Regions from separate parts of the Homo sapiens genome. Here region 1 is linked to region 2. A link is a contact called in ENCODE Hi-C data. All regions are on one chromosome and are shown on one strand. Each heading gives the region's core, a stretch centred on a gene start or an enhancer-like site at or near the end of the contact. The rest is flanking DNA. Distances are from core to core; before and after follow the strand shown.

Region 1 (5,162 bases), core at 172-2,671, 1.8 Mb after region 2:
TTACGGATCAGTCACAGAGACAAGATACTTGACAATGGAATAGAGGCAGCATCTGGAGCAGGCTTTTAAACCCAACACAGCGTTAGCAGCAGCCACGGAGAGACTGCTGAACCAGTCAAATGTCAAGCCTGGAATAGCAGAAATGTACCAGCCATGCCCAGTAGAGCAGCAACAACCCCAACTTAGAAACAGCTGTGTCCCACAACATAAGCTCCAACTTATCTGTGGCCATATGAGAATGTAGGGAAAAACTGTCCGTAGGGTAAAAACTTCCAGGGGTTGAGGGGACCTGTGTCAGCGTAAGAGGACATGTAATAGTGACATTGGAGTCTTTAATGTTAGCATGCCTCACAGATATCTGCAGGAAGGAGAGATCTTGAGAAATCTGGGCTATACAATTAGTCATTTCTCAATGCAAGTGTAGGAAAGACAGCCTTTAGCTTTGGTGTTCAATATTAGGTCTATAACAAAGCCAAAAATAACATTAGGTATGTGTACAGAAATAGTGTCTTTATGCCTCATGTTGATTATCTGTTATATAAGGAGCCTTAGAGAATCACAATACTAAGATGCTACAATGATAGAACTCAAGTAGACCAGCCCTCTGATGTTCAAATATGAGAGTGAGGCTCAGAAGAAAGAAAGCCAAGCACTGACTGGTGGTGGAACAGGAAGAAGAACAGAAATCTTCTGACTTTCAGCCCAGGGATCTTTGCATGACACTATAAGGACTCAGGGAGACCTAAGGAGAAACAATAAGCCTGACCATTTGATTCTAGAAAGTGTTAGCAAATAACTTATCTTCAGCCATTCTGTACAAATAAAAACAAAGTGGTGAATTTGTGCAAGAATGGTTAAGATGCTCTTTCCTGGAATGTGAATGTGTTTATATATACATTTCTATTAATTTGGAAATGTAAATGCCAGGATTGATTTCTGGAATAATGCCTTAAAAATTAGAAACACCATTAGAATTAGATTCAGAACTGAAAAAGTTTGCACAACTTTTTGTTTTCTCTGAGGAATGGATGAAGCAAACATTGAGGGGGGAAGTGAAGAACGGAGGCACGCAAGCAAAAACAAGAACCAGAATGAGGAACGAAAATAGAAGAGGAAGTAAGTAGAGGAGAAAGAGCCACATGAGAAGCCTGGAGTGTCTACGTGAATGAGGTGGATGGGTAGAACTCCATTCAGAGGACACTGAACATGAAGTTCATCTGTTTTAACTGGTGTGATTTACTTGACATAAGTGACAGCCCGAAACAGAAATAATAATCATCTGTCAAACAATTTGTTTCACTGTTTCTTGACTGTCCGGCATGTTGTTTTCTTTTTTTAACCTAACCTGCCTGTTTCCTTGACCAGTCAAGTCAAAACAGACAACCCAATGTGTACATGTTAACACAGGCTCTCTCTTGAGTTAATGGCTCAGAAGTCTGAGTCATTGCCCTGAGAACCCCAGATTCTAACTATTCTCTTCTTCTAAATTAGAATGGGATGGCCTCTGTTTATATTTTCGTTAAATAGAACCACATGATTGCAACCTTGCCGCTGGGGGTTGTTAGCAGAGAATTTATTAGCCTGAGCCAGTATCCTTGACTGCAGGGCTGCTTTGGTTGCTGGAGTACACCCTCGATTTGCTATTTTTCCTCAAGAGTTACACTTTAGTGGGTTTCTCCTAGGGGCCTGTGTCTGTATATTGAAGGAGAAAAGAAAAATGAGTATGTCCTTTACATGATCCAGCTGTCTCTGCTACTCCAACCCTCTCTGCTATATTATCAGAGCTTTCCACGTGAAGTCTGAAGTCCCCACAAAGGAAAAGTAAAAGATTCGCTTTCACTTATCCTGTGAAAATATAATGGACATATTCCTGGGAAGTGGCAGTGGCTTACTAGGTCTCTGGTCCTTTTTCACATGTAATAATCAAGTTAGAAATTTTCTTAAGGTGTCTTCCTTTTACTTAAAAGGTTGTCTCCTCTGAACTCTCATATACCCTTTGAGGCCCAGACTAGATGCCACCACCTCCATGAGGTTCTCCTTGATTCTTCCCACCCCATCTGAAAATCCACACTTTTTGGATTTGTGTTTCCCTTCTCTGTGTCCTTAGATTCCACTTCTCCATTCCCTGCTTTGTATCATGCTGATGTCATCTACAAATGTGTCAGCTCCCTGATGCTGGTAATTATGTTTTAACCATCATGTTTCTAATAGAGTAATGAATGTTAACTCAAAATGAACTGGCAGAAGGCTAATAGGAAAAGCCTGAGGATGAGGCAAGGGGAAAGGAGGGAGGGGTTATTGGTAGCTGAAAAGAATGTAGAGGGAGAAAGAGGAAAAGACAAGATTGTTCGGTATTACCATGGAAGAGGGTACAGGGTGGTGGGAGGAGCTTGCAGGATAAGACAAGGGGAAGCTCAGAAGGAGGATCACTAAGATGAAGACAGAACAGAAAGTGGTCAGAAGTCAGTGAAGGGCTGCAGTTGGAGTAAATGCTGCCATAATGGTGTGGACAGTAGTTCCTTCCTTGTGGGAAGGGGAGGAAGGTGAGGACGGCAGGGAAGAGCAATCATCTCATCCCAGGCTACCTCTCCTTCCCATTTCTTCCAGAAGTATGCCTTGTTCCCCAGGCTTACCAGCCTCTGTGACACCTCGTTATTCTGTCACCAGTCCTCATGCAGAGGTTTAAGCCTATTCTTCTCTCCATAGCTCCAGCACCAGAGGAATTCTGAGATTAAATTCCCTGAGTCTGCTCCGTCTTTCAGGTGTAAATAAAACATGATTGTCCTTAGATTACAAAAGTGTACAGTTAACATGTATGTATGGTCTTCTTTTTCATCTATGTTTATATATATACACACACACACACACACACACACACACACACGTACATATGTACATACAGGGGTGAGATTTTTGACTTTCTATATCACTTCTCTTATAATCAGGTAATCAAATTCATTATGAAACCTCAGAAAGGATGTTGAGTCTTCAATAACACTAGGAAGGAAGATATGCTGTTCAGAAGCAAGAACTGTTGACAGTGTAAATGACAGGCCAATCCCTGGAGTCCTAGGAAGAAAATAAAAAGATAATAAAGAGCAGCCTGTACCAAGAAATTGTCTTTGAGGGTTTATATAGAATAAAAGATCTTCCCGTCCTAAAGGAGCCATCCTTTGATCCCACCCCTCAGTAGTCTCTCTTCTTACTGCTTCATTGCCTCCTAACCTCCCAACCACTTTCCCAAAATGGGAACCACAACATGGAATTTGGATTTTGAGTAGTCCCTGATCCTCTTGCTGACAAGGTTTAGGAAGGAAACAGAGGGAGGATCTGTGATTCTGTTCTTTCAGTAGAAGGTGAAAGTAGTTTTTTAAGATATTTCATAGGCATTATCTTATCTGAGCCTTGCAACAATAACCCAGTGAAGACAAAAAGCAACTTTTATAATCTGCCCTTCTCCATTCAGTTAAAGAAACTCAGAGCTAAAAAGGGTTCTGAGAATTTTCTAAAATCATTCAACTAGTGAGGAACCAGCCTGGCCTTCTACTACAAAAGGCAGTGATGCTTTCACCACCTCTTCCTACTTCTTGGTTCACTGATGATGGTTCTATGCTATTAAGATGGAAACTATTTATTGGGTACATTATGGGTCCAACAGGCTTTAGTGAACTGGGCTGACCTGGGGAAGTAACCATCAAACATGACTTTGTTTCATCGGAAAAATTTGTTCTGGGTTCTAAACAGCTGATTTACATACAATATTTTAGTACACAGCTCATTTTAAATTGAGGACTGCCTGTACTAAGCTTCTAACTTCTAAGGATAGAAAGATAGTCCCTTTTATTTTTCCTGTTCTGCTTTTGGAAACTACCAACAAGGGTGCCAATTAGCACCAGATGGGACAGGGACTGTGTGATGTGGAACTCCGACCACTGGGAACTGGAACAAGTCCACTAATGTATTAAGCAATCGAAGAGCCAGAAGTTGGGCAGGCTTCAAATTTGGCACAATGTAAAGTTCGGATCTGTAAAGGCCCAGCTTTATACACAGAATCTGTCCCTTCTCGACTCACTGCCTATGAAGACTAGCAAGGGGAATGGGAATTTAGAACTCTAATACCTTCAAGCCTGTAGACTTTTATTTGCATGTTGCCTTTCACTCTGTATCTTTTCTCCATTTTGAACTTGAGTAAATCTTTATGGAATAATTAAGAGGAGGTGTAAATGCTTGTTTATCTTGGAAACCTGGATTTTAAGTCTATAATTCTTACTTAGCTGCCTTTACTTTCTGGATATCTTGATTTTTTAAATAATAACTCTGCATACGTCCAAAGTCAAAATTAAGAGTAGAAATGAAACATCAGGTTAACTCAAACTCAAAGGTAATTGAGATTTAAATGGTATGTTTACTAAAAACATAGATAAGTGAAGCAACATGGGAATTTCTATCGATATTATTCAGATAAATGTCTATTTTCTTCTCCTCGTTTAGCCAGCCACGTGCCTTCAATGCAAGTTTAGCTTGCTGAGTTTTGTCACTTACCACTCATGCTGTACTACATTAGCTTTCCCAGGCAGTGATCTAAATCACCTTGAAGACTGTTGAACACAAGATAAATTGAACGCAATCTTGCCTCAGCTTCATACAGCCTGTATTTAATAGAAATGAAGTTAGGTTTTGCCTATAAAATGAGTGTCTTAGATCTGAGCACTACTTTCCAAATTTTTTTCTTATTATGGCACATATGGAAAATGATATTATTTAGTAGTGCTCACTGGTCTAAAGAGATAGATAAGGTAGCTCATGGCTAGGGAAAAGTGACTGAGGGCTCGAGGTACCCCAGATTCTGCCCAGCCAAAATAGGGCTGGGGGATCAATACCTTGACACACCTGGATTAGTAGCACAATGTGTTCACATCTACCACTGGGAACACCAGATTGGAAGCTCTGTAGTAAAAGATATTTAAGGACTATTTGGAGATTCTATGACTTCTTTATAGTATAATTTACTGGGACTTGACCACCGATGTGTGATTTGGGTATTATGGTTCAAAACTTTCTAAATCATAAACTGATCCCAGAATGTTTGATGCTTGGTTAACAGCATGGAAAGGCCCCTAATGCTGGGATGACCAACTGTCCCAATTTGACCAAGAATGAGG
Region 2 (5,682 bases), core at 293-2,792:
ACAAATAGTATAATCAAATCTATATTCACTATAAAATTAACTACAGGATGATCAGGTCCAACTAGAAATATTTTGGATAAGGTATTCTTTTAACTTTTCAGTGATAGGTGATGGAAAAGCAATTATCTGAGATCACAGACTACTAGAATTCCTCATGTTCTAATTTTTGCAGAATCTAGGAATGAACACGCACCATTTAGCCACATTTCTTTCACCTGTTGGTCAGAACTTTATGTTTGAGGATTTTCAATGGGAAATTGCTTGTTTGTGTCACTGGTTGTCTTATGTTATGTTTGGAGGAAAAGGGCTTGGGAGAAAAACAGGACAGATAATACAGAGTGTTCAACTAGAAATCCCCAAATCAGGATTCTAGCTCTAGGATTAAAATGTACAGGGCAACTTTGGACACGGTACTTGAATTTTCTGTGCTTGTGATATTCTGCTATCACAAGGCTGTCATAGGATAAAGTGTATTAATTTGTGGAAATACTTTGAAAAGTCAAAGCAATATATTATTCTAACATGATACCATAGACATAGTCAAGCCCCAAACTTAATCCTGACAGTTATAGGTTCTTGGAAAGCCCCCATACATATCTCACTTTAACTTGAATAGAATGTTCAAGAGGGTGGAAACAGGTAGGTTACCCTCTCTCTTTAAAAAAGGGGGTGAGAGGGTGATGTGTTTTCCACGATTGAACTTCCAGAACTCTAGATTTCTGGAATTTATCTTCCAAAAGACTTGGTATAATCTGGTAAATATTGAAAGAGGAGTGGGGAATAAGGCCCGGATTAAGATAAATTCTTCCTGTCCCTAGTGTTGTCAACAATCAATGAGGAGATGAATTGCTCCTGGAGTACAGGAAGCTTGACTTCTAAAATATTGTTAAACAAGCAATCAGAAAACATTTACTGTATTCTTTCACAAATCTTTGGCACACACCCAAGAGCTCCCTCAAACTGCGTGCATCCCAGGAATGAGTGAGAGCAAGGCCTAGATGTCTTCAGATCATCCATCACAGCTCCCTCCCGCCTCCATTCCAGGTCCAGCGGAGCGGCCTCGGGCAATCACACCCTTCCCTGACCTCCCCCTCCCCAGGGCCGCCAGCCTCACCAGCTGTTCCCGGCTGCTGGAGCTCCGATCGGTTGGCGCCCGGCGGCCCCGAACATTAACGACACCCGGGAGCCTGGCCTCGAAGCTCAGGCCCGTGAACAGACTCCAACTACAACAGCACCGGCGACTTCCAAAGAGCAGTTCAGCATTTTGAGATGAGCTTCCGGAAGCCGACAGGCGGCGGAAACCGGATGCCCGGAGCAACCATTAGTTCTCCGCGTTTACTGCTTTCCCCTTCCTATAATCCCCTCTTCCTACTCGCAGTAGAGACAGAGACAAATAAATTAAACTTTTGTGCTACACAGAAATTTCTTAATTCTCTTTTTAGTGCTCTTAAAGTCAAAGCAGCATGAGAGAAAAGAGGAGTGAACAAAAAGTCGAACCCCGGGAGTGAGCTATGGTTTAGCCCAGTTACCATGGAGACCGGTAGTAACACCAGTTGTAAACCCAAGGCCAAGAGACCATGGCCACGTTAGCCCGGCTGCAAGCTAGGTCGTCGACTGTAGGAAATCAGTACTACTTTAGGAACAGGTAAGTCAGGAAGAGAAGGATCGCGTAAAGGGCGGGCGTGACTTTATACCAGTTGTTCCTCAGCGGGAGTTTCCAATTAACGATTTAACGATTACCCTAATTCATTAAGTAGTACCCAATTCTTCCCTTAATGGGCTGCAAACATAATTGGGAGTTTCTGTTACCATACAACGAAATTCTAAATAGAGAGGGGCCGTAGATATTCAGTGTGAGATGATTTAAGGAAACTCCCAGCATAGATAAAATTGTAAAGTGCTTTTTTTCTTCGACATCACCACTCTGCAATTTGATGAAACCTATGTTCAATACCCTGACTGGGGGTCACCCTGACTCACTAGCCCAATGAACTCAGATTGTGTCCCATCTACCTAGGGATTTGAGCCTCCGTTATTTTACAAACATCACTAAACTCAATTGTTCTATGACTCATTCGCCTTTTTAAAATGAACGTATCTGCCGGGTGTGGTGGCTCACGCCTGTAATCCCAGCACTTTGGGAGGCCGAGGGGGGCGAATCACCTGAGGCCAGGAGTTCTAGACCAACCAGGACAACATGGTGAAACCCCGTCTCTATTAAAAATACAAAAACTAGCCGGGCATGGTGGCACATGCCTGTCATCCCAGCTAGTCCGGAGGCTGAGGCAGGAGAATCGCTTGAACCTGGGAGGCAGAGGTTGCAGTGACCCGACATTGTACCACTGCACTCCAGCCTGGGTGACAAATTAAGACCCTGTCTCAATAAATAAATAAATAAATATAAATAAAATAAAATAAAATGAAAGTGTCTAAACCATTCTGACACGGTAACTAGTACCAATATATTAATTAATAGATAACGGGTAAGAAAACCACTAGCAGTCTTCTTCATCTCCCTACAGCCAAACTTCTTGCCCAGGAAGAGTTTCATTTTAAAGAAGCATTGCCCCAGGAGTTTTTGTAACTTAAAAGAAACTGCAAAAAAGTGAATTAGACTATTATGGAATACAGTGACATGACAGACCAATGGAAAATATGTCAATGAGATAGGGTCTTGCTGAGCTGCTTTTATTCTAACGTTTATCTCACCTACTACATCATTATTTCACAACGTACCTCTCTTACAGCACTGATCACAATTCAATTTTACATTCTTTTATGAGATAATATCTATCTCCCCTCTTAAACTAGTAGCAGAGACAGTGTCTCTTATTTTGCTCACCATTATTTTTGTCTCCAACGTCTATGATAGCCCCATACAAATAATAGTAACACAATAATTGTTGAAGACTCACATTAATGAATTTTTCAATAAATCTGTAGCCCTGGTTTAAGTAAACATACTAACAATAGCTAAACATAGAAATTATCTATTTATTTAGAGTATGTGGCAGGTGCTGTATTTATGACATATATAAATGAAATAAGCCCCATCCATCATGATGTTCACATCCTTGTATGGAATATAGGCTTTTAAAAAATAATTACAATACTAGCTGGGCTCAGTGGCTCATGCCTGTAATCCCAGCACTTTGGGAGGCAGAGGCAGATGGATCACTTGAGGGCAGAAGTTCCAGACCAGACTGGCCAACATGGCAAAACCCTGTCTCTCCTAAAATTACAAAAATCAGCCAGGCATGGTGGTGCACGCCTGTAGTCCCAGCTACTCTGGAAGCTGAGGCAAGAGAATCAGTTGAACCCAGGAGGCAGAGGTTGTAGTGAGCCGAGATCGCAATACTGCACTCCAGCCTGGGCGACAGAGCAAGACTCTGTCTCAAATAAATAAATAAATAAATAAATAAATAAATAAATAATAACAACAATAGAGTAACATGGACAGAAAGGGAAACAACCAGTATTTTTTGAGGACTGATTATATATGAGGGATTGCACCAGGAACAACTACATATGATATTTCACTTGGTTATCACAATGTTATAAGTTAATGTAGAAATTATCTATTTATTAGATAATCTATATTTTTAGAGCTATAGAACAATGTTCTAGAAAAGCCTGATGAAGTGCCAAACAAACAATTAATTGGCCAGGCACAGTGGCTCAGGCCTGTAATCCCAGCACGTTGGGAGGCCAGGGCAGGCGGATGTCTTGAGGTCAATTATGAATTATCAGAGCCAACTAATCTAACTCTAAAACCTCCGCTGTTCACTGTCACTAAACAAAATTTTCTTCCCATTAAGCTGATTTAATTAAATTGCAACAAGCACCAAGATCCAGAGGTCCAAATGGCTTGAGTGTACTGTCCCAAATCCGTTAACATGTAGGGAACAGAGTTGTGGGAAACAATTTAAAGTCTCCTTGGTTTCTTTCAATGTCTTCTGTTTTCGTAACAAGGTACGGACAAAAAGGCTTCTTCCTAATGGCTAGCATCAGAATAACGCTGAAGCTGAAAGATGACTTGGTTGAGAAAATACATTCCTAAGTGTTTAGGTTAGTATCTGAGTCCTGTGAGGCCTGGAAGTCCAATGTGGAAACGAGAAGCTCCTCTGCCTAACAAAGAGGAAGGATCTGGAACTCCAAGAAGTGAGCAGCAAATACAGGAGGAGATTTTGAACTACAAAGAATAGGAGGAGTGTGGGTTGCCCGACTGACATAATACTCTGGAAAGTTGCTCCCACAGGGAATGTTTGGTGTGTGTTTATGTTTTGGCCAGCCCATCAAAGAGACTGAAAATTTTGTCCTGGACATAAGGTGAACAAAAGATAGTAGGCAGTTGTTGTAACTTCCCAGTGGGTTCACCTTGCCTGTTGCCTAGACAGAGCCAATTTATCAAGACGGCAATTGCAATAAAGAAAGAATAATTCACACAGACCCGGTTGTGTGGGAGACCAGAGTTTTATTGTTACTGAAATCTGTCTCCCTGAGCATTAGGGGATCAGAGTTTTTAAGTATGATTTGATGGGTTAGTGTGAGGCCAGTGAGTCAGGAGGGCTGATTGGTTGGGTCAGAGATGAAATCATAGAGGGTGGAACCTGTCTTCTTGCACTGAGTCAATTCTGGGGTGGGGGCCACAAGGTCAGAGCCAGTTTATCAATCTGGGTGGTGCCAGCTGATCCATCAAGTGCAGCATCTGCAAAATATCTCTAGCACTGATCTTAGGTTTTACAATACTGATATTATCCCCAGGAGCCATTTAGGGAGGGTCAGAATCTTATAGCCTCCAGCTGCGTGACTCCCAAACCATAATTTCTAATCTTTTAACTAATTTGTTATTCCAACAAAGGCAGTCTAGTCCCCAGGCAAGAAGGGGGTTTGCCTTGGGAAAGGCCTATTATCATCTTTGTTTTAAACTATAAACTAAGTTCCTGGCAAAGTTAGTTCAGCCTATGTCAGGAATGAACGAGGACAGCTTGAAGGTTAGAAGCAAGATGGAGTTGGTTAGGTCAGATCTCTTTCACTGTCTCAGTTACAGTTTTCCAGTGGCAGTTCCATTGTCACTTGACAGAGTATTGGCCTTTTTGTTGTTGTTGTTGTTGTTGTTGTTGTTGTTGTTGTTAACTTTCTCTAGTAATTCCTAGCTTCATTTCTGTTCTTCCAAACTATGAGATTTTCTTTGTGACTTATTGGTCATTTATACTATACACTACACTGTACTTTGTGGAGAAAAGAGTTCAGTATATGTTTATTGATCATGTTGTTCATTTTCCCCATATTCTTATTTAAATTTCATCAAATCTGTCAAATTCTAATAGGAATAAGTTAGAATGTTCCTCTTCCACTGTGTTTCTATAGTGTGGGTGAACCCAAAATATCTGAGACAGGCTTCAGTCAATTTAGAAAGTTTATTTTGCCAAGGTTAAGGATGCACCCATGACACAGCCTTAGGAAGCCCTGATGTCATGTGCCCAAGGCAGTCCAGGTACAGCTTGCTTTTATACATATGTATTATGGAGACATAATACATCCATCAATACAGGTAAGGTTTATATTAGTTCCACAAGGTGGGGGCCCTTTAGGTCTTAGGTAGATTTAAAAATTTTCTGGCCAGGCATGGTGGCTCACGCCTATAATCCCAGCACTTTGGGAGGCTGAGGTGGGTGGATC

Evidence for each region. A loop is a pair of places that touch in the nucleus more often than their neighbours do. Pooled maps may share reads with other maps.
Region 1: a pooled map shows a loop between it and region 2 (11-fold over the local background). The contact joins the enhancer-like site here to the promoter of SPATA17 in region 2. A Hi-C loop is called at or near these places in 4 of 37 single-sample maps with no recorded cell type and 4 of 50 pooled maps.

What each region holds. Positions count from the first base shown.
Region 1 is chr1:219,459,895-219,465,056 of GRCh38, forward strand. The region is part of intron 2 of LYPLAL1-AS1 (LYPLAL1 antisense RNA 1); the gene reads right to left. Among named protein-coding and RNA genes, the nearest start is that of LYPLAL1-AS1, 95 kb to the right of the region's middle. RefSeq lists an enhancer at 1,265-1,354. Within about 2 kb of position 1,422, at least 2 of the 41 ENCODE cell types and tissues checked have a DNase peak (open chromatin) inside an H3K27ac peak, as active enhancers do.
Region 2 is chr1:217,629,802-217,635,483 of GRCh38, forward strand. SPATA17 (spermatogenesis associated 17) reads left to right here and starts at 1,543. Exons shown (of 11, transcript NM_138796.4): 1 at 1,543-1,645. The coding sequence starts at 1,578. GPATCH2 (G-patch domain containing 2) reads right to left here and starts at 1,289. Exons shown (of 10, transcript NM_018040.5): 1 at 1,115-1,289. The coding sequence starts at 1,170. RefSeq lists enhancers at 1,228-1,297, 1,328-1,567.